2 separate regions of the Homo sapiens genome follow, and region 2 is linked to region 1. The links are chromatin loops, found by intact Hi-C in ENCODE. Cell type or tissue: endothelial cell of umbilical vein. All regions are shown on one strand. Links, peaks and the distances in the headings refer to the core of each region. The heading gives the core; the rest is flanking DNA.

Region 1 (10,606 bases), core at 1,340-9,339:
TGAAAGTGTAGGTAGTTGACCAGGCATACCAGGGAGGGAGGGAGGGTGTATCAGACACAGAGGACAGGCTTAGGGTGTGTAGGGGTGAATGGTGTGGGATGAGGCTGGTAGGGAGGCCACTCCTTTAAGCAGGATGAGATTTATGCTTTAGAACAGAGGCTGGCAAACATCTCTGTCACACAGTTTTCTTTGTTTTGTTTAAAAACAAATGTAAAAACTGTAAAAACCATTCATGGCACATAGGCTACACAAAAACAGGCCACAGGCAGTGTTTGGTTCATGGGCTGTAGTTTGCCAGCCTGGTTTTGAAAGATCCACTTTAGAGGGATGGATTGGAACAGACAAGAGGCTGAGAGAGGCAGAAGGGCTGGAGAGGAGACTGCTGGAGCTACCAGGTGGGAGACGATGAGAGCCCAGTTGTTGGTCATCATAGTGGACAGAAGGGAGGGACTTAGAATTGTAGAATGCACAGGACACAGAATTAGCTGGTCTCAACAAAAGGTCTAAGCCTGGTCTGGAGGGATGTGCAATTGGGCACATTGACTATTCCTCTGATTAGCTCGGAATCCCTTCATCCCTTGCTTCAGGGAGACAGAGGGAAATCCTGTCATCCTGGAGAATGAAATTCACTATGGCCCGCCTTTCCCCTCCCCAGTCCTCTCTTTGGGTGGAATGCATGGAGGAGCAGGTTGCACTGCCTCTCACTAAAGGAGGAGTTGGGCACTCAGCTGTTGGTGACTCACATGTTGCTCATTCTAGAATATGGGTCCCAAGCATCTCCTGACCTCAGTTTCAGGCCTTGGCTGCCATTCCAGGACAACAGAAGAAGTCCCACCAACATCCTCTGACACTTTCTTGTGGAGTTTCCTGTGGGTCCAGAGTAGAGATAAGGGCTGGGAAGACCCTCACCCAGCCCTGGGCTCAAACACCTGCTGGTAGCCTCTGCCATCATCTCGATCACACACGGGCTAATGGTGTTGCGACAGGGCTGGGATGATGTCTTAGTTTGGACTGCCCTGGAGGCAGACCGTGAGACAAGGCTTTGAACACAAGTAGTTCTGTGAAATGGGGAAGGAAGGCAGCCCACAAGGGGTGTATTATCAAGCTAGTTACCACTGTGGGCAACTGGAGTTCAGTCTTGCGGGGGAAATCTGGGCATCAGAGTAGAACACGTGCCCCAGAGTTATCTTGCCTGAGGAGTGAGGGAGCTGGGGTATTTATCCATCAACTCCTGTGAGTTATAGCTAGAAGAAGGGCTCTGCTAAGGGTTGTTAATTCCCTGGCACTTCCAGCATGCTGCCTGGCCTTCTGCAGTTTAGGAAAGAAAGCTCTCAGGTGCAGACATGCAGATTCACAGGTGGAAGGCAGCGGGAGCTCCCTGAGGTGGTGAGGCCTCAAGGAGTGAGCAGGATGCCTATAGGATCCACTATCAATGGTTATCATCTCCACTTGACAGATGGGGGAACTGAGAAGCAAAGTGACAGTCCCAAATCACACTGCAGTTTGTGACAATGAGGGGCTGGAGCTCAGAGCATGTGGGTCCAGGGTCTTCCACTATTTTTTATGCCGTTGTTATGAATCTTCTGGGCATAAGAGGACCTGCCCTTGGTATCTCATAGGCTGACTCTGGTTGCCCTACATGCCTGCCTGCTACATTGTCTCCCCTGATGACCCCCACTTCCTGGGTCTACCCAGAGTCCAGAGCCCAAAGCCATACCTGCAGGAAGGGAAGCCTGCAGGACATGCACATGTGGCAAGGCTTGGCTTCTTACCAAGTGTAAGACTATGTAAGACTCGCAGAGCATGGGGAGGAGGGTAAGCAGGAGACAGGGTGGGGTGGGGAGCTGGGAGGTGGCCAACTTGTCAAGCTGTGTGGGAGGAAGGCGTGCTGAGCAGAGGTAGACAGAACAGGACTGAGCCAGCATGGAGGGCAGTCCAGAGGACCGAAAGGTGGGCTGGGCAAGTCTGAGCCCCCTGCCCCTTGCATGGTTAGTTGTGACGTGGGACTGTTTGCATAGCTGGGAGCAGATGTCTCAGGCCTCAGCACTGAAGGCTGTGTGTGTTCATCTAGGAATTACTTATGGGGGCCCCGTATGTCCCAGCTAGAGTGTCAACAATCTTGGGGGACACGTGGGAGAATTAGACATTTGGTTGCTCTCAGAACCTGTTGGGTCCTGTAGGGGGAATAAAACGCTTCCTCCAGCCTATAGGGTTTTTCGTGTTTTTGCCCAGAGACAAGGTCTTGTTCTGTTACCCAGGCTGGAGTGCAGGATCCTATCTCACTGCAGCCTCAGCTCTAGGGTTCAGGTGATCCTACCGCCTCAGCCTCCCGAGTAGCTGGGACTACAGGCATGCACCACCACACTTAAGTTTTAAATTTTTTTTGTGGAGACTGGGAGTCTCACTATGTTGCCCAGGCTGGTCTCAAACTCCTGGCCTCAAGTGATCTTCCCACCTCAGCCTTCCACAATGCCGGTATTAGAGTTTCCAGAGCCACCATGCCCAGCCTCCATTCTACATTGAGTCCTGAGTTGGATGGTAGAAAAGAGCACAGCCTCAGGAAGCCCCTAGTTTGAGGGCAAAGACATACTCTCAAATCCAGTTGTGAGGTTCCCCCCTTTCTGCTCACAGAGTCGTGGAAACAGTTTTCTTCCCAGTCTTTGATACCAAAAAGGAGGTGGAGATGACTGGGAATTCCACCTGGCTGGCCCAGCAGAAGCTCGATGCTCAAAGGTGGACACCAAGAGCTGCAGGTTACCCTGCCCACACCCACCCATTCCTAAAGCCAGCCTGTGGTCGCTCATGAGCAGAGGTGACTGTGTTAGTCCCCTCCTTGTGCCCTCATGCTTTGCAATGTGACTTTGCCATTCCTCCCATCAGGAGGTGGAGTGTGTTCCCCACCCCTTGAATCTGGGCTGGTGTATTAGTCAGTGTTCTCCAGAGAAACAGAACCAACAGGATGTGTATATATATAGAAGGACATTTATTTTAAGGAATTGGCTCATGTAATCATGGAGGCTTGGTAAGTCCAAAATTTGCAGAGTAGGCTGGCAGGCTGGAGATTCAAGGAAGAGTTGTCATTTCAGTCCAAAGGCATTCAGCTGGAGAATTCCTTCTTGCTGGGGGGAGATCAGTCTTTGTTCTCTGTAGGCTGTCAACTGATTGGAAGAGGCCCAACCACCTAATAGAGGGTCATCTATTTTACTCAAAGGTCCCCAACTGAACTGTTAACTGCATTAAAAAAAATAAAGAAAGAAAAAGCACCTTCACAGAAATATCCAGAATAATGTTTGATCAAATACCTGGGCACTATGGCCCAGCTAAGATGACAACATTAACCATCATGGCTGGCCTGTCACTTGCTTTGGGCCATAGAATGTGCTGACAGTAAAGCTGTTGAGTCCTGCGCCTAGGCCTCAAGAGGCCTTGCTCAAATCCATTTGCTTTCATGGAATTCTGCCAAGCCATCAGGCAGACGATCTTGATTTGAAGGATGGGAGACTCTGTGGAACAGAGATGAGATGTACCAGCTGACTCCAGTTCCCAGCCAACCTGGCAGCTGACTGCATATGCCCAAAGGGAGCTCAGCTGAGATCAAACTGCCCAGGAGAGCATGGCCCAAATTGCTGACCTGCAGAACTGTGAGCTAAATCAATAGTTGTTGTTTTAGGCCACTAAGTTTTGGCATGTTTTGTTACACAGCAAGAGCTAACTGATACACAGTCTAACTTCTGCAGTGCTCCCAAGACAGGTATCCTAACAGCCTGCTACTCAGCTGATGGAGAAAACACAGGCAAATGTAGGGGCAACTTGCAGCTACCATAGGCTCTGTGGGTGTCTGCATCCATTGATGGTATACATGCAGACACTCTTCTACCTTGATATTTAAATGTAGCTCTGCCAAACCCACTCTGGCCTGCCAAGCTCCCACAATACTGTGCCAGAGCAGAGGAGGGGCTGATGGCTGGCAACTGGGAAGGCTATGTGCTGGAGGTAGAGGGAAGCCAAGGGCTGGATCCTGGAGGCTGCTGCAGTAGGCCCAGGGGAGTTGCAGGGATGGATCATAGGATGGAGGACGGGAAAAGAACTTGGGAGGCAGCAAACCTGGGTCAACTTCTGCTTCTGTTGCTCATCAGGCCTGTGTCGTGGGACAAATCACTTCACCTTTCAGAGCTTCCATTTTTCCAAGGGTAGAGTTAGGTTTTATGGGGCCTGAGGCTGATACAATTTGGGAGCCCTCCTCAAGCAGAAGAATAAAAACTATGATTACGAAATTGCAGGGCTTTGGAAGGGGCCCATGCAAGTGAGCTTAAGCTGCATTGGCTTTGCAGTAAATTGCTTCTGGCTTCTCCACTAGAAAAAATAGTAGACTTAATACTGATGGAACAGAATGGTTTTGAAGGTCAAATACATTCACCATACATAGTGGGAGTCCTGGGGGTGGAATCTGGCAGGAAGGCAGCTTTGCAGTGGGGAAAGGGCTCAGGCGGTGGCTGGTGGGTGGGCTCCTGGGGGAGAGAAGGGTGGAATGAGGAGTGTAGTGGAGAAACACAGAGGGGTGTCTGTTCTCTCATCGGGTCTCCATGTAACTGCCCCCAGGGCACACAGAGAGGGTTGTAGGCAGAAGCAGGAGCTGATTTCACGAGATTCTGAGGCCGAAGCAAGGTTGGGACAGGGTTCCAGACACAAACTTGGGAAGAAGGGTATGTTTTCTTCTCTAGAGTGAAAGGCTGAGCTGAGGATTCTTGAGCAGGTGATTTATTGAGCGAGTACTCTTAGAGAGACATAAGAGGGAGGGAATGAAGCAGGCCAGGGCAGGGAAGATGCTAAGCATGAAGTGGTCTCAGCTGGGGTCTGACTTCAGCCTGATCCAGGGGAAGCTCTGGGGTGTGGATCGGCCACTGAGCTGTCCCCCGTTGGGGTAAGCAGGACAGATTTTTTTGCACCTCTGTGTCAATTACTTTTTGGGGGAGATCTTAGCAATAGCTGGTGGGTGGGTGCAGTGGCCAAGGAGAGGAATCTGGGCAGGGCACCAACAGAATCCGTTACAAGGGTCCTTCTCCCATTTCTGCGTGATACGCAGACCTACTACGGTCTCAGGTTGCCAACTTGGAGGCTATAGGGGGAGAACAGATGGAATTTAGGAGGGTCCATAGTGCTGGTCATCAGGGCACTCTGGCAGGGGCAGTGGTGAGGTACTGCCCCCAAGTGGCTTCTAAGGCCATAGCTCTCTAGGAGGGGACCCGTGCTAAGCAGATGTAAGATATCCCAGTTATTCAGAAATAACTGGGATAAATCGAGGGGCCCTGGAGCACCCTTAGTCTGTGGACGGGGGCAAAAGCCCATAAAGTGTGTTTTCCCTGTTAATGCCACCTCATTTGTGTCCATAGGATGGAGAAACCTGGAGGAGCTCGGGGCACATATGGGAACAGCCTTTGTTGACTCTAAAGTGTAGGATGATTTCCAAGGCCATGTACCTGATCAGCTGGAGGTAGTTCCCATCCTGTGGAAGACATGCATCCCAACCTGGCTATGGCCCATTGATCGGTTCATGAAGAAGGGAAACCAGGCAGGAGGGGATGGCAGTTTGGTGCAACTGGGGTCCTGCAGCCTGCCATGTCCTAGAATAAGAGGCAATGATATTTATCTTTGCTGAGATGAGTTGCAGAAAAAAAGCACTTAAAACTTGCCTATGGTGTCAGTGTGAAACGGTACAAGAAGGAGGGAATCGTTGGGGGCCATATTGGCTGATGACCACAGGGGTTAATGCAGCCATGCCTCCTCTGTTACACACACACACACACACACACACACACACACACACACACGGAACCTTGAGATTCTGGTGCACTGAGTCCTGAGGATCCCTGGAGGAATCTGTGTGGCGGCTGCGGGGCCAGTGGAGCTGTAACAGTGGCAGTCGCTGCAGAAGACTGCACTATTCATCAAGGGTCTGGGCAGAGGAGCAGTGGTCAAGCTGGAGTGGTCTGGTGTGCGGCGTGGCTTGGTGCAGGTTAGTTAGACCTGATGCAGGGGCCTTCCCTTGGTGATGAGGTCTTCATTTTTATGTGCCCTAAAACAAGGGCCCAGGACCCTCCAGGCAGCCTCTCAGCTAGTGTGTCAAGGATAAAATGAAGAGTGATGTAGAAGTATTTTGATGAGGAGACATCTTCAAACCTGAGGACTTGTCCTTTTCTCAGCCTGGAGTCTCCCTGGCAGGGGAAGGAGTGTGTGTGGGTCTCCTCTGTGCCATGAAGCCAAGGCAATGCCAGTCCCCAAATTGTGGTCACATGAGGCCTCTCCTGCCTCCCAGGTCAGGGAGTGGGACTCACCGTTCATCTATTAAGGAACTTTAGTATCTGGCCATGTGCTTTATGAACAGGTCACTCCATCTGAGCTTGCAGGGAGTTCTAATTTCTGGGCTCTTCCCTAAGGAGCTGGCTCCTAGGCTGAGAGTATAGGTCCTCAGACCCCAGTCCTTCCCCTATGCCACCAGCTCAGTCTCTAGTCTGGAAGACTTAGGGGTATGGGGGTGTACCCCTTTCCTATTTCTATGAGCTGTTCTTGGGGATGGAGGGAAGCAGGACATATCCATATCCTCCAGTTCTCAAAGGCAGCTTGTGCTTCCATAGAGGAATTTTGGACTCTCAATACATGGATTTTATTTTTATTATTTTTTTAAGAGACAATGTGACAGCAAGAATCAATGTTGCTTTAACAACCCACATACTCAATTATTTGACTACCTCTCTCTGACTTGATCATCTGTTTTGGAACATTGTAAACCACTCTTGGAGTCTTGCTTTGTCACCCAGGCTAGAGTGCAGTGGCATGATCATAGGTCACTGTAACCTCAAACTCCTGGGCTCAAGTGATCCTCCTGCCTCAGCCTCCTGAGTAGCTGGGACTATAGGGGTATGCCACCATGCCTGCTAATTTATTTTTTTATTTTTTGTAGAGACACGGGCTCTCACTGTGTTGCCCAGGCTGCTCTCGAACTCCTGGCCTCAAGCAATCCTCCTATCTTGGCCTCCCAGAGTACTGGTGTGAGCACGGTATCTGGCCAACAAATGAATTTTGAGTAGGGACCCCCCTGCTTCTTTTTCATCATCAGAGCCCACTTTTCTTGGTGACTGGTTAAGAGATGAGGATGAGATGGGAAAGAGAGGCACTGGCCCTTTAAAGGGGAAGCCAAGGTTTGTAGCAAAGTGCAAATTGCATGCAAATGGATCCGCAAAAGAGACTTGGGACCCAGGGACAGCTGGCTTGGATGAACCAAAGGGTTTTTGTGCCAGTTTGCCCAGCCCTGAGTCATGGTTCCCTGCTGGATGTGAGAAGAGGCACTACAGCTCCAGAATTTCTATAAAGGAGGCTCTGGGATTGGGGGTGAGGCACAATCTGGCTGGGAAGGTGAGAAGCTGTGGAAAGTCACCCAACTGCCTGGGAGCCACGCACTTTTTACTAACTGTATGTTTTCAGCGGATGGCTTTGACTCTCAACTTCCTCTCTAATCTGTCAATGTGACAGCAAGAACCAATGTCACTTTAACAACCCCCATGCTCAATTATTTGACTACCTCTCTCTGACTTGATCATCTGTTTTGGAATTTTGTAAACCACTCCTCCCTTCTTGCCCCTTTACCACCTGAGTTCAACTGTTCTTTTTATGCCTGATGGAATTTGACATTCTTTCCATGTACTTGCCTGGTCCTATTGTCCCAACGACCAATGCAGACCTCCTCCTGGAGCTCCAGGCTGAAGTAGCCCGGTGTCTCCTAAACAACTCCTGTGGTTGTCTCCCAGGGACAGCAAGCTGAGCAGATCTGAAATGGAACTCATTCATGGTCCTCCAACACTCAGTTCTCTGCAACCAGTATCCGCCATTACAATAAAATGGTGACCCCATCCAACCAGTGGACAAGCCAGAAGGCTGAGGTCAGCTTGGACACCTCCCTTACCCTCATGGCCCTCATGCAATCTATCTCTAAGACGAGTCCTCTTGTCTCAAAGCTCTTGTCTGACACCTTGACTACTTCAGTGGCCCGTAACTGGTCTCCCTGCTCCCTCTCTTACTATCCTCCCAGCCCTCCATCCTCATCTCCTCCAGTCCGCATTCAGAAGTCACGTGTCTCTATTCTGATGCAATTGTCTATCTGTATGACACTGGAAAACTTGCTGCCTTAGTTCTCTATTGGTCAAAGTTGGTCTGCAGACTTGCCAAAGACCAGAACAGATGAGTTTCTGGGGTGTCATGACCCCAGGGCACCAGCTGTGTTCTGGATAGAGAGAATCCCACAGTGGGGTAGGGAGGCCCCTAGGGTCCAGGAACTGCAGTGTAAGCGGTCGCAGCAGTTCTGCTCCCCCTTGGAGTCTTCAGCTTCCAGGTCTTTGCAGCCTGCCTGAGACTTCCTGCCATCAAGAAGGAAGAAGTGTTTGCAACCCACAGCCAAAACTTATGTCTGTTCTGATTCCTTTCCCCTTCTCCCCACATACCAAAATAGGCTTACTCCTTTCTCAATCCAGAACTTCAAACCCAACCCAGTCTTCAAACCCAACCGAGGCTGTCACCACTGTGAATGTTCATGTATTGATTTAAAAAAAAACTTTAAATTTTGAAATTGTTAGAAATTCACAGAATTGCAAAGATAGTACAGAGAGGACCCATGAACCCCTCACCCTGTTTCCTTCAAAGATTACATCTTAATTAACTATAATATAACACCCAAACTGGGAAGTGACATTGATACAATGTGTGTATAGTTCTATGTTATTTTATCACTTGTGCAGGTTTGTGTAACCACCACCCTGCCAAGATCCAGAACTGTTCCATCACCATCAAGATCTCTCTCTTGCAACTCCTTCAGTCTCACCCTCCTCTCTCCCCACCATCCCTAAGCACTGGTAACCACTAATGCGTTCTCCATAGTTTTGTCATTTTGAGAATGTTATATAAATCGAAGCATACAGTATGTGACCTTTCGTGATTTTCTTTTCCCCACTCAGATTCGTGCCCTTGAGATCCATCCAGGTTGATGCATGTGTCAATAGTTTAATTTTGGGTGGTAATCTCTGGTGTAAATATACCACAGTTTGTTCAATCATTCACTTATTGTAAAACATTTTGGTTGTTTCCATTCTGGTACTTGTGTGGCCATAGCCCTATTTCTCTGGGATAAATGCCCACAAGTGCATTGCTGGGCTGTATGGTCACTTTATGTTTAGTTTTTAAAGAAACTGCTCAACCATTATCCGGAGTGGCTCTATCATTTTATATTTTCACTAGTAATGGGTGAGAGATTCAGTTCCTTCACATCCTCTCAAGTATTCGATATGTTCACTATTTTTAATTTTTAGCTCTTCTAATAGGTGTGTAGGGATATATCATCATGGTCTTAATTTGCATTTTCCTAAAGACTAATGATGTCGAGGATCTTTTCATGTGCTTATTTGCCATTGTATAGCCTCTTCGATAAAATATCTCCTCATATCTCTTGCCTATTTTCTAATTAGATTATTTGGTTTTTTTTTAACTGTTGAGTTTCGAGAGTCTTTCTATATTCTGATACACATCCTTTGTCAGATACGTGGTCTGCAAATATTTTTTCCTAGGTGTAGCTTGTGTTTTTATCTTCTTAAGAGGGCCTTTTGTAGAGAAAAGTTTATTCATTTTGATGAATTCCAATTTATTGATTTCGATGTTGTGGGGACAAGAGAGGCTTTATTTTAAATGCTAATCCAGTGACTAACCACAAGTCCGGGAATGCCTCCAACATGTCTAGCTGATGTATTACTCTTTATGTGGAAACACCTAATGATTGTAAGTTTCCTCCAAAACAGCTCTTGATGCTGTTGCAGAAGTCATAGGCTGTGACACTCATAGCCAACTACACATTCCTTTCAGAGCACGTATACTTTTCCCCCAAGATGTAAGCCCCCTGCCTGGGGAGGTGTGGTGTAGAGATCTACCTGTCTTGTGGTGGCCCAAGACCAGACTTCTGTCTATAAGTTGCCCCTAATAAGCCACCTTATACTGACAAATGGGATTTGCCTGCCTCCTTCTTTGGTTTCTTGGCTTCTTTGGCATTTGAGGACTGCTTTGCATGTGCGGCCCTTTCATGGAACAGGTGTCATGTATAAGAACTCTTCACTAAGCCCTAGGTCCTGATGATTTTTATGTTTTCTTCTAAAAGTTTTATAGTTTTATGCTTTTTTTTTTTTTTTTTTTTTTTTTTTTGGTGAGACGGAGTCTCGCTCTGTCACCCAGGCTGGAGTGCAGTGGTGCGATCTTGGCTCACTGCAAGCTCCACCTCCCGGGTTCATGCCATTCTCCTGCCTCAGCCTCCCGAGTAGCTGGGACTACAGGTGCCCACCACCACGCCTGGCTAATGTTTTGTATTTTTTTTTTTAGTAGAGACCGGGTTTCACAGTGTTAGCCAGGATGGTTTCGATCTCCTGACCTCATGATCTGCCTGCCTCGGCCTCCTAAAGTGCTGGGATTACAGGCGTGAGCCACCGCGCCCAGCAGATATAATTCTTCTTTAGCCTATTGATATGATGAGTTACAGTGATTTATTTTTAATACTGAACAAGCCATTAATACCTGGAAT
Region 2 (10,606 bases), core at 1,759-9,758, 140 kb before region 1:
AGAGATGCTTAGAGGGCTGTGTTGGGAAGTGGTGACTGGATACAGGGGAGGGAGGAGAGATACAAGAGGGCACCTGGGCTCATTTGTGGACTACGTGATTTTGAGACTCCAAATAAGCACTGGGTATTTGGGTTGGAGATACAGAGCTGAGAATGATATGCATGTAGGTGGGCAAAGCAAGGGGGATTTCATGAGTTCTAAGGTAGGGTGAGAAAAATAACCGAGAGTTGAGCAGTGACGGAGGAAGCTGCAAAGAAAACGACTGCTCAGGGAGAGGCTGGCCAGGGGCCTGTGGCTCAGGGGACTGAGAAGAGGAGCTCTCTAGGCATCTGAATTGAGGTTGCCCACAATTGGTTGCAAGATCGTGGCTGGCCTTGATGGAAGCTGGGAAGCCACTCGGTCCTAGTGAGGGGTGGTGAGGAGAGCAGCAACGGCCACACAGGAAGGCTTTGGACGTTTTTTCTCCTGACACTAGTTATTTCCAGGCCTGGGATATAGCTAGGGGCTTGGGGTGGGGGCAACTCTTTGCAGGGTGGTGTGGCCTGTGGAGGAAACAGGCTCAGTTCCACTACTTTGGCCAGGTGCAATGGCTCATGCCTGTAATCCCAGCACTTTGGAAGGCCAAGGCGGGTGGATCACCTGAGGTCAGGAGTTCAAGACCAGCCTGGACAACATGGTGAAACCCCGTCTCTACTGAAAATACAAAAATAATTAGCCGGGAATGGTGGTGCGTGCCTGTAATCCCAGGTACTCGAGAGGCTGAGGCAGACAGTTGCTTGAACCTGGGAGGCAGAGGTTGCTGCAGTGAGCCGAGATTGCTGCACTGCACTCCAGCCTGGGTGACAGCAAGACTGTCTCAAAAAAAAAAAAAAAAAAAAATCCGCTATTTCAGGTCACCCTGGTGCTGGCGTTCACGTGGAAGACTGCTTATCTGTATCCAGCTGTTTGCAGAGCTCAGGGAGGCCAGGGGGCTTCAGACTCCACTGTACTCTGCATTCCAGGATTCTCTGTTCTCTGGCTGTGGTGGCCTGACACACTCTTCACCACTGACCCCACCCCCGCTTGCACACTATGCCACAGGAAGGGCAGGGGCTTCCATCACAATCACTCAGTACTAGTTACCAGCTCTGATAGAATTACTCACCTTGAGTTTCCAAGTCTTGCTGAAGGTGCTTGCGTAAGTGGCACATGGATGTTCCCTCTGTTCAAAGGCATATGCACAACACTATTTTTCAAAATTTGCTTTTATTTACACGTTTGAGTCAATTACATGCATGTTTTATTTTTGAGGAGTGATTAGCAAAATGCATTAAAATTTTAAAATAGCAATTAAATATACAAAAATATAGCTTACAAAAAACTGCGAATGTTTAAAAATATTCTGCTGCAGAATTTTTAGTGTACAAAGACGTCTATGAAACCTGAGGTTCAGCATTTCATAAACCTTTTTTTGAGGGAGTTACACAATACCTAGTGAGGAAACCCGAGGGCCAAACTACAAGACGAAAAAGTGCCCCGTTCCTGGCAATGATGTCAGAAGACCAAGAGGCGATAGTTACCAGCAACACTCTAGGAAGACCAGCTGTCACCAGAAGGGAGTTCCTAACACTTGCCACACCTGCTCCCCCGACCGGGGGCCTGGGAGGGAAGGGCAGATGGAGAGGAACGGTGTGCAGTGGGCGTGAGATGCAGATCCACCAGGCTTGGGACTGGCAAAGGGAGCTGAGAAGAGAGTTCCCCCAAAGCACAAACAAGTCTGCTGACACTGGTGGGGCCCTTACAGTCACAGAAGTAAGGACTGGATGGTAAGCCAAAGGTGCTGATGCTTGGTCAAAAAGTGGAGTACATCTTTGCATCTTGTAACAATTTGGGCTCTACAGCTGAATTGGCAAAGTAAGGTTTACTACACAAGCCCCTCTTTTTCTTCTGATATCCCCACTCAAATGGAAGCACACTCCCCAGCACATGGGGATCCCTTATTAATCTTTACTAAAGAACCGTGAACCAGCATTTTCCAGTTATCAACTGGATATTTAGGCATGAATCTGGACATGTCCATCTGCTTAAGAAATCTGCTTAAGAAATCTGTAACAGCTACAGGAAAAGACACACCCAGGGCCAGAGATTCTACAAATGCCAGAAGAGTGGATGTGATAGAGAATTTTTTCTCAAGTTTTGGGTTAGGGCACCAGTTGCAATTTTAATCCAGGGGAGGATCTGGGCTGCTGCTGTAGGGGGCAAGTACACCAGGGAGGTGGGTGTGGACAGAGGCACTGGGCAGCTGCTGGGAAGCGAGGCACAAGTCTGTGCCCCTACTCCCAGGGCTGCCTGGAGGAAGCAGCTCTAACTTTCATCAGCGGGGACAAAAATGAACTTAAACTAAAAAAATTATTGGCCGGGCGCAGTGGCTCACGCCTGTAATCCCAGCACTTTGGGAGGTCAAGGCAGGTGCATCACGAGGTCAGGAGATCGAGACCATCCTGGCTAACACGGTGAAACTCCGTCTGTACTAAAAATACAAAAAATTAGCCGAGCGTGGTGGCGGGCACCTGTTGTCCCAGCTCCCGAGGCGGGAGAATGGCGTGAACCTGGGAGGCGGAGCTTGCAGTGGGCCAAGATCGTGCCACTGCATTCCAGCCTGGGTGACAGAGCGAGACTCCGTCTCAAAAAAAAAAAAAAAAAAAAAAAAAAAAAAAATTGTTGGGGTAATTTCTGTTGTCAAATGGAAAACAAGGCATAAAGGGAAAATTCTGTAGGAAGCATTTTCTTTTCTTGTGTGTTTTTTTGAGACGGAGTCTCGCTCTGTTGCCCAGGCTGGAGTGCAGTGGGGATCTTGGCTCACTGCAACTTCTGTCTCCCGGGTTCAATCAATTCTCCTGTCCCAGCCTCCTGAGTGGCTGGGATTACAGGCATGCGTCACCACACCCGGCAAATTTTTGTATTTTTAGTAGAGGGGGTTTCACCATATTGGTCAGGCTGGTCTTGAACTCTTGACCTAAGGTGATCCGCCTGCCTCGGCCTCCCAAAGTGCTGGGATGTTGGGATTACAGGCGTGAGCCATCGCGCCCGACCAGAAGCATTTTCTTTTCAAAGTGTGTGCACAGAGTGAGGAGGCCAGCCTGGGCAACATAGTGAGTTGAGACCTGTCTCTACAAAAAAATAATTACGAAAATTAGCCAGGTGTGCTGGTGTGCACCTGTAGACGCAGCTACAGACTGAGGCGGGAGGATCACTTGAGTCCAGGAAGTTGAGGCTGCAGTGAGCTACAATGGTGCCACTGCACTCCAGTCTGGGTAACAAGACCCTGTCTCAACAACAACGAAAAGTTGGGAGGGAAAGGGAGTAGCTCCATGAACTGACGCTGGACATTCAGGCATATCCACATGAGACTCACTGTGCACTTGCTCAGTAGCTAAGATGTCTGCCCCACAAAATAGAAGCCTTCAGTTGCTGCTGCTCAAACTCCTGCATCAAAGACACAAGAGCTTGCCTAAGTGACCACAACAGTTGCAGCCACACATCACCACTGGTCCTCACTTGGAACTGGCCAAGGTAGGGGAGGGGCCAGCAGCTGTCCAGGCACCTGCAGAGGCTGCTCAGAGCTGGGAGAGGCCTGTGCCACTGCTGTCAGCTACAGAGCCTGATCTTGAGCATCCTGTCGCAGATAGAAAGTCAATCAGAAAAATCTGGTTGTGCTCTTGGATTAGCTGGGCATTTGGGGTAAGGGAGGGACTGCAGATTCTGATTTGTACAGAAAACTAAAATTTCAGTATGTTGCAATAAAATGAAAATATGTCTTACTCAACAGGAGTGTGATTGCAAAAACATCCCCCAATTCTGGGTTCACATTTTGTATTCTGATTTCTGGGATGGCTCTTCCCACATTAGTAGGAGCGTTCCTTGAATACACTTGTCTGGTATCACATGAGTAGAAAAGGAGAAAAATTATATAGACACACATACACATGTGTGTACATGCATAAATGATCTCTGGAAGGATACCCAAGGAACAAACCAATAGTAGGTATTCATGGAGTGAGGAGCGGAGCTTGCTAGGCATCAGGAACTCAAGAAAGGCTTTTAACTACTTTATGATTTGTGAACCACATGAATGGATTACCTATTCAAAACATTAAGAAAGAAATATTCAGCACTGAACAACCAAGTCAGAGTTCACTGTGGGCAAAGGCAGAGATGACCAAGGAAGAAAGGGGCCAGGTGAACCTGGGCCTCAGGGAAAGCCCCTACAGCTCAGGAAGCTTTTTGGCTGAGGTTCTGTTCCTATCAATCATGATGGCAGAGGAGCCCATGTAACCCAGATGATGTTATGTGGTATCAGCAGCCCCCATGACACCAGGCCTGCTGCCTACCAGGCTCTGGGCACCAGCTAACCCCCACAAGAGGTGCCAGGGACGTTACTACAATCCCTGGGTGGTAGCTAAGGAAGCTAAGGAAGAGACTGAGAGGCTAACCTGCAGAAGGGCCTAAGGCTAGTGAGTGACAAGAGGTGATTCCATCACTCTCTGCCTGGAGCTCTGGGTATACTGCCCTGGATGTATCAGGATGTATTTCATAATGCCCAAAAAGCCTCTGAGAAAAATAATTCCTAGTTGTTCAAAGTAGCTTAGAGCGGGATCAGGCCAGGGAGATGACATGATTTTGAAGTGGGGTTGTGAAAAAGGACAAGGCCCGAGGCTATTTCTCTGATGGATCCAAGGGGCTTGGCACTGGGGAAAAGGATCTTCTTGTCAAGAACAGGGTATCCGGCAATGGTGGGAGGTCCCCTGTATCCCTCAGCTCAGACCTTCCCAGGGGCCACCTGCCCCTATTTGGCCATTTCTGTCCTGCCTTCCCTGGCTAGGCAAGCATAGGCTTCAAGGACCTTATCTGCCAGGGACAGGCCTAACCAAATCACACGTGGCAAAGAAAAGCAGCAGATGTCAACTTCCTAGTGTCTGATACTGACCCAACCAGGAATCAAGTCAGGCTGGTTTTGTTCCCTGTTTCTGAAGGCAGTTGAATTCAGTTGTACCCCTAGCAACTACTAATGGTTCAGCCACCCGTGGAGTCCAGTTGGGGCTGAGTTATGCTCCACTAACCCATAGCAGACCAGCAACATTCTATCTTTGAGCTGCTTAAGAAACACACAAAGGATACCAGCCAGTGGTCCAAGAGCAGACCAGAATCCCCACGCAGCTACACAGTAACAAGTCCCAGCAACTCCTGAAGATAGATGCGGAAAGGGTGACTTTACCATGGGGTTCGAGTCTGAGCCAAGAGAGTTATAAAGGGGTCCCTAACTCATTCCTTTTTCAAAATAAATAAAAAAAGGACTGTCTTTCAAACAAAAACCCTGCGATTTTAATGAGAATTAAAGGAGGATGTAAATTAAAAGGCCTGTTTGTCTGTACAGCAATGCAGATGCGCAGGCCCATCCTGGTGGAGGACCCAGATGCAGGGAGCAAATATTCGGGTTGTGTTGCTAAGAGTCGCAGGAACTACTGCTAGTGATACTAGGCTTGCTGCAGGAGGATGTCACGCTGAGAAAGGGAGATGACTAGGAGCAGAAAAAGTACTCTCACTGTTCCAGCTTCCAGCCCAATCCTAGCAGAATGAATGCATTTTAAAACCAGTCCACATTCACATGTGCTGAGAAGGTTGTTAGTGGTCCCTCATCTGGGCAAAGCAGACCCAAGGTGGTGCTGAGTGCAGAGTGCAGAGCATTCTTGTGCTCTCCTCTCATGGCTGGAACTATCTGGGCTTTGCGCCCTGGTCCAGTGCTACGTATCAACCCCCTCAACATGCCTGTGGCTCTGACACGGGGGGATGAATTAACTTGCCTCTGTTCAAATATACAGACTTGGTGAGGCTGTCTTTTGTTAGTACTGATGCACAGGGACAGAAAAAGCCTGCAACTTTCAGTTGGGAGAATCCTATAAAAGCTGTGAGCAGCAATAATTTGCAGTATTGATCATAGGAAGGGAAAAAACATTCTCTTTCCTATTAGAGCCCCATAACAGAGGTGACATCTGTCCCAAGGCCATTCCATGGAAAATGGTGGCTGCTGGCAATTAGTGAGGCTAGTCCAGAAGCAAGCCTCCTTCTGATATTGGTCACTGAAAACAGCTCACTATAAACGGGGTGTTTTGTGGCATTCAACTCTGTTGTGCTACAAATAGAGAATGCAAAAAGACGGTGAAAGTAGGAGTGCATAAATAGTTTTTTTCATGGGTGCCAGACAGGCTAAGGCTTTCATATAAAAATATTCCTCACTTTCCTCGTCCTGTTTAGGAAGCAGTCCAGTTGGCATACCACGAATAGGTCACACATAGGAAATGGCCTATTTTGACCAACTGGATTTGTAATTTTCCAAACCGGATTCTGTCCAGCACTGTTCTACACTAATGGAAATTTTCCTCCTCATGCCCAGCCATCTGAACCAAGGACAGGTTCCTTCTCCTAAGAGGACAGAGGTTGGATTCCAGAAAAAAATCCTGGAGTCATGCCAAGAGCAGAGTAGCAAAGCTCCCTCCATCCATTCTCCATGTCACGCAGACTGTATTCCTAATGAAAAACTTCCCCCACTCACACCTGTGGGATGGAGTGGAGCAAAGCAGTTGACGAGGAATTGAGGCAGGCGCTCCTAAGATGGAGGGAGGCGGAGAGCAGGGCTGTGGAAAAGAATTTTCCATCTGACCTGCTACTTTCCATAGCTAATTTATACAATATTCACAAATCTTAATGGACTTTGAGTCATTTCTAGAAAAGTTGGACAGAAAGAGCCAAAGAGCAGCATGCGTTTCTCTCCTATAAAGACACTTTCACTTTCAGTTTCGGAAGTCCAAATACTGAGGCACACACCAACGGTGGACAGCCCTGCAGGAGCTTCCTGAAACTATCTACAATTCCAAGTGGATCACCAGCTTCAGAATTACACAGGGATCTTATTTGGGATAAAGTGTTAAAAAGTGAATGACAGGCTTTTTTTTTTTTTTTTTTTTTTTTCTGAAGTAGAAAGAGAGATAGGGCAAGAGAGAGAAGAGATGGAAGGAGGGGGAGAGGCCAAAGGGTCGGCATTCCCTTCATCCAGCCGGGCCAGAAGTATGGGCCATTCTCAAAAAGCCACTGCTCTTTGGAGCCACTCGAGAGGTTCACAGTGGCTCCCTTCTGAGGCAGTGGCAGTGGGCTCACAGCAGCTACACTGGAACCACAGTGCACATGTGGGGATGTGGGCAGCCTCCTGGATCACTCAGGGACAGTGTGGACTCAGGGCCCACTCCCTGCTGGGGCTCTGGACGGGCCTTACTGGTGCATAGGAGAGGGAAATGATAAGAGGAAATGGCTTCTGACTAGGCCTTTCCAAGCGCATCTCATGTTTTCAGCTTAGATGATTTGATAGCAGGTGTTGTAATCCTGAGGGGGAAATGGGTGACGAGGAACACTGCTACTCAAAGCCAAGATGGCCTTATCAAAGGCATACAACATGAGCCTTGTGGGCACTGCCTCACCAACCACTGGTGGCTGGTTGTGCTGGTTTTACTTGGCTCAAGGGCTGCTGGGAAGGTTTGCTGCGACAAAGGCCTGCATGGCCTACAGAGAAACCCATCCATCCGCAGGTGGGGGTGTGGCTTGAAAGACCTGCTCTTAGTTCCCTTCTTTACCCTCCTGCTTGACATGGAGATGAGGCTCCAGGAGAGAGAGTGTAATGGAGTTAGTAAGAGACCCTCATGAAGTTTCTTGAGGCAAACCCGCAGGCTCATCCACTCCTCTTCTCTCGGCAGGGGGTAGTGTCAAAGTGCTTTGGTTGTCACAAGACCCAGACACCTAGGTTCCCAGTTTGGCTGGCCCAAGAGTTCTTCATGAGGCAAAAGAAGTGGCAGCTGGTGTCCTAGGTAGAGAGCAGCCATACAGACACCACATGTGTTCCTCCTGGCTCCACACAGACGTCGTGTCCAGCAACAGTCTGATCCTTGCGGTAAGCTATACAATGTTCTCTGCCCCAGGAAGGGGCCCCTGAGGGGGTCCACGGTCCTGCTTACTGTGCAACTGGGCCAGCTGTAGAACTGGCATGTTGCACAGGGGACACACTTTACGAACCTCCAGCCACTTAATAAGGCACCTGCAGAAGGAGACACCACAGGGGGAAGATGTCAGTCCTATGCTCATGGCACGGCTGTTCTGCTGAACATCTCCATATCTGTCACCCAGACAACGTCTGCTGTATGGTCCAAGGAGCTCCCCTCCTAGGTGGTGAACGGATGTCACCCCCTGGAGAGAGGGAAGAGACAGAGAGAAGGAGTGGGGAGAGGCCAAGGGGTCAGCAATCCCCTCTTCCTTCCAGAGCCTCCCATCTTCCACGTGTGAAGCCACAGATAGTATGTGATACTCTCAGTTACCCATGACTTCTTACAAGAACAAAATACACTGAGCAGGGATGTGAGAAGTAGGAAAATAAATTTTTCTAACAGAAATACAAAACAAAAAATTATAAGAGGAAGAATATTAATATGTCTGCAGGAAGTGGGAGGAGAGTGCCCCACACTACCATTTATATCCAGACTTTATTTTGATTTTAAATAACTATGGTTTTGATTTAAATAAGTTTTTAGGAGATGAGGCTCTCAGTGGAAAGTTCCAGCTAAATAGCTGTTTATTGCTTGGGCTCCAAGTGTAGGCTCATTTTGGCTCTCTGCCCATAGTCCTGACGTGGTGGTCACGTTCCACCACTCTGCTGTCTCCTAATGTCACGCACACACACACACATCCCACCTGTAGGGTGCTGTCAGCTTTCTGCATTACAGACCAATCATGAAGCCATCAAGCTTGTCTGGCACTGCCCTAAAACCCAAAAGAAGTTGGTTGATGTGCCTCAAACTCGGGTCCCATTAAGTAATTCCATACCAATACTTACTTTCTGTGGAAGGCGTGCTTACATGGGCAAATCCCCAACTCATCTCGAGGCTTGAAGTCTTCTAGGCACACTGCACAGAGCTGAAAGACAAATGCACAAATGAAGCCAAGTGTCTGTTAAGTACCCTCCCAGGTACAAAGTAGAGTGCAGGCTCCTAAAGGCTCAACCGTTTGAAGGGACTCATGAGACTCTTATCTTAAAAAAAAAAGAAATGAATGAATAAATGACTGAAAAGAAACAGGCCAAAATAGATGAATGTCTCCTGCTCTTCCTGTCCCATATCTTCAAGGAGGTGGGCAGATGGGAGAAGACAGAAAGCAAGAGGCAGCTGCCTTTACTTCAGTGCATCAGAAGTGTGGGACCGAGGGAGGGTTACTCTCACATCTGCCAGCTTAGCCTGCTGTCCCTTTCCTGGTGTGCCGAAAGAGCTGAGGCTCTCTGGGTTCTCCACCTTGTCAGCAGCACAGCCTGGCTCCCAAGCACTCACTGAAAGGGACCGCTCAAGCCCTGGCAATCTTTTCTCCTGTTTTTATGCACAGCTTGCAGTAACATGCTATTTATAGTTCCTGGGGCCTCCCACTTTGGCACTGTCCTTCTGTCAGTGTCTCTGTCATATAAAAAGTTACTGAAGACTCAGTTAACTCATGAACATGTGCAGATGGGACCAGGACTGCTCTCAGCCAATGACTAGTCTCCATGGCTTGGAGAGAGGCCTTTGCCATCGTACCCAGGGGCTGGGTTCCAACACTTTCCTGGGCATTCACCAGGGCCCGTGGATACCATGTGTCACCACACTGACCCATTTTACCGATGAGGAAACAGAAGCTCAGGAAAATAATGTTGCTTGAGGCCATTTAATTGGAGAGTGGCCAGGCCTGGCTGGGACCCAGGTCTGTTGCACTGATGTGCTGTTGTGCCATTGCTTTCTCCTGCCCAGTGGTTGAACTCCTTTCTCCCTACTTGCTTCCCTGTCCATTCCCAAGGATCCTGGTTCAGGCCATCACCATTTCTAGCCTGGACTGTTGATGGCTTTGCTGTTACTAGTTTCTTAACCTATAACACGTAACCCAGTCTTCTTAGATTATGTAACATGATCCAGGCAGGACATGTGGCTCTTGGTGCCCAGTGAACCGTGCCATGTTGGTTTTTAAACATCCTTGCTGAGGTAGCTTTCAGGGCCTTGTGTGTATGACAGACAGGACCTTCACAGGAGGAGAATGGATAACTGTGCTCTGTTGGACTCAGCATCCCTACCAAGATGGCAGGGGAGCAGGGAGGAGAGCAGGACAGGTGGCTGGCCTTGGCTCAGACACACTAGCTGTGTGGCCTCTGCCCTCAGGATTCCTCACAGAGCTCTGTTCCTTCATCTGTACAATAAGGACATGGCCTGTCCCACCCTACACACGGCTGTCATCAGCTCAGCTTGGGGGGTAGGGTTAAGGACACAGTAAGGCAGTCTACCAATGCCAGCTGTTTTTATTGATGTCTACATTTTATAATGGAAGTACTGTTTGCAAGCCCATTTTTGTCCTCTGAAGGGAGGCTGAGAACAAGCTGTGGGTAAAGGTAAAAATCCAGCAGTTTCAGCCTAGTGGTATCTTTTTGGGCCTCAGCTTCCCACCTGTAAAGAGGGAATGATGCTCCCATCTCCTAGACTGTGTGATTGGCCCTCTGGCCTTCAACAGCCAGTTTTCC

Evidence for each region. Peaks named below come from ENCODE experiments on the same cell type or tissue, not always from the same donor. Only the 100,000 strongest peaks of a DNase experiment are listed, where the experiment ranks them.
Region 2: a loop joins it to region 1, with 6 times the contacts of the local background. A loop is called at or near these places in 13 of 110 quality-filtered maps.

Annotation. Positions count from the first base shown.
Region 1 is chr20:4,067,044-4,077,649 of GRCh38, forward strand. No RefSeq gene overlaps it. Among named protein-coding and RNA genes, the nearest start is that of RNF24, 57 kb to the left of the region's middle. RefSeq lists enhancers at 4,407-4,908, 4,909-5,408, 7,406-8,605, 8,019-8,313. In endothelial cell of umbilical vein, for the core only: a CTCF peak has its summit at 5,203 (motif pointing left); a DNase peak (open chromatin) is centred at 5,198.
Region 2 is chr20:3,926,083-3,936,688 of GRCh38, forward strand. PANK2 (pantothenate kinase 2) reads left to right here. Exons shown (of 7, transcript NM_001386393.1): 7 at 1-3,805. It overlaps RNF24 (ring finger protein 24), which reads right to left. Exons shown (of 6, transcript NM_001134337.3): 5 at 8,912-8,991; 6 at 1,229-8,119. The coding sequence ends at 7,981. Among named protein-coding and RNA genes, the nearest start is that of MIR103B2, 14 kb to the left of the region's middle. RefSeq lists enhancers at 1-123, 3,592-3,761, 10,178-10,327. In endothelial cell of umbilical vein, for the core only: no CTCF peak of the experiment used is centred there; a DNase peak (open chromatin) is centred at 6,419; H3K4me3 peaks cover 520 bases; H3K27ac peaks cover 858 bases.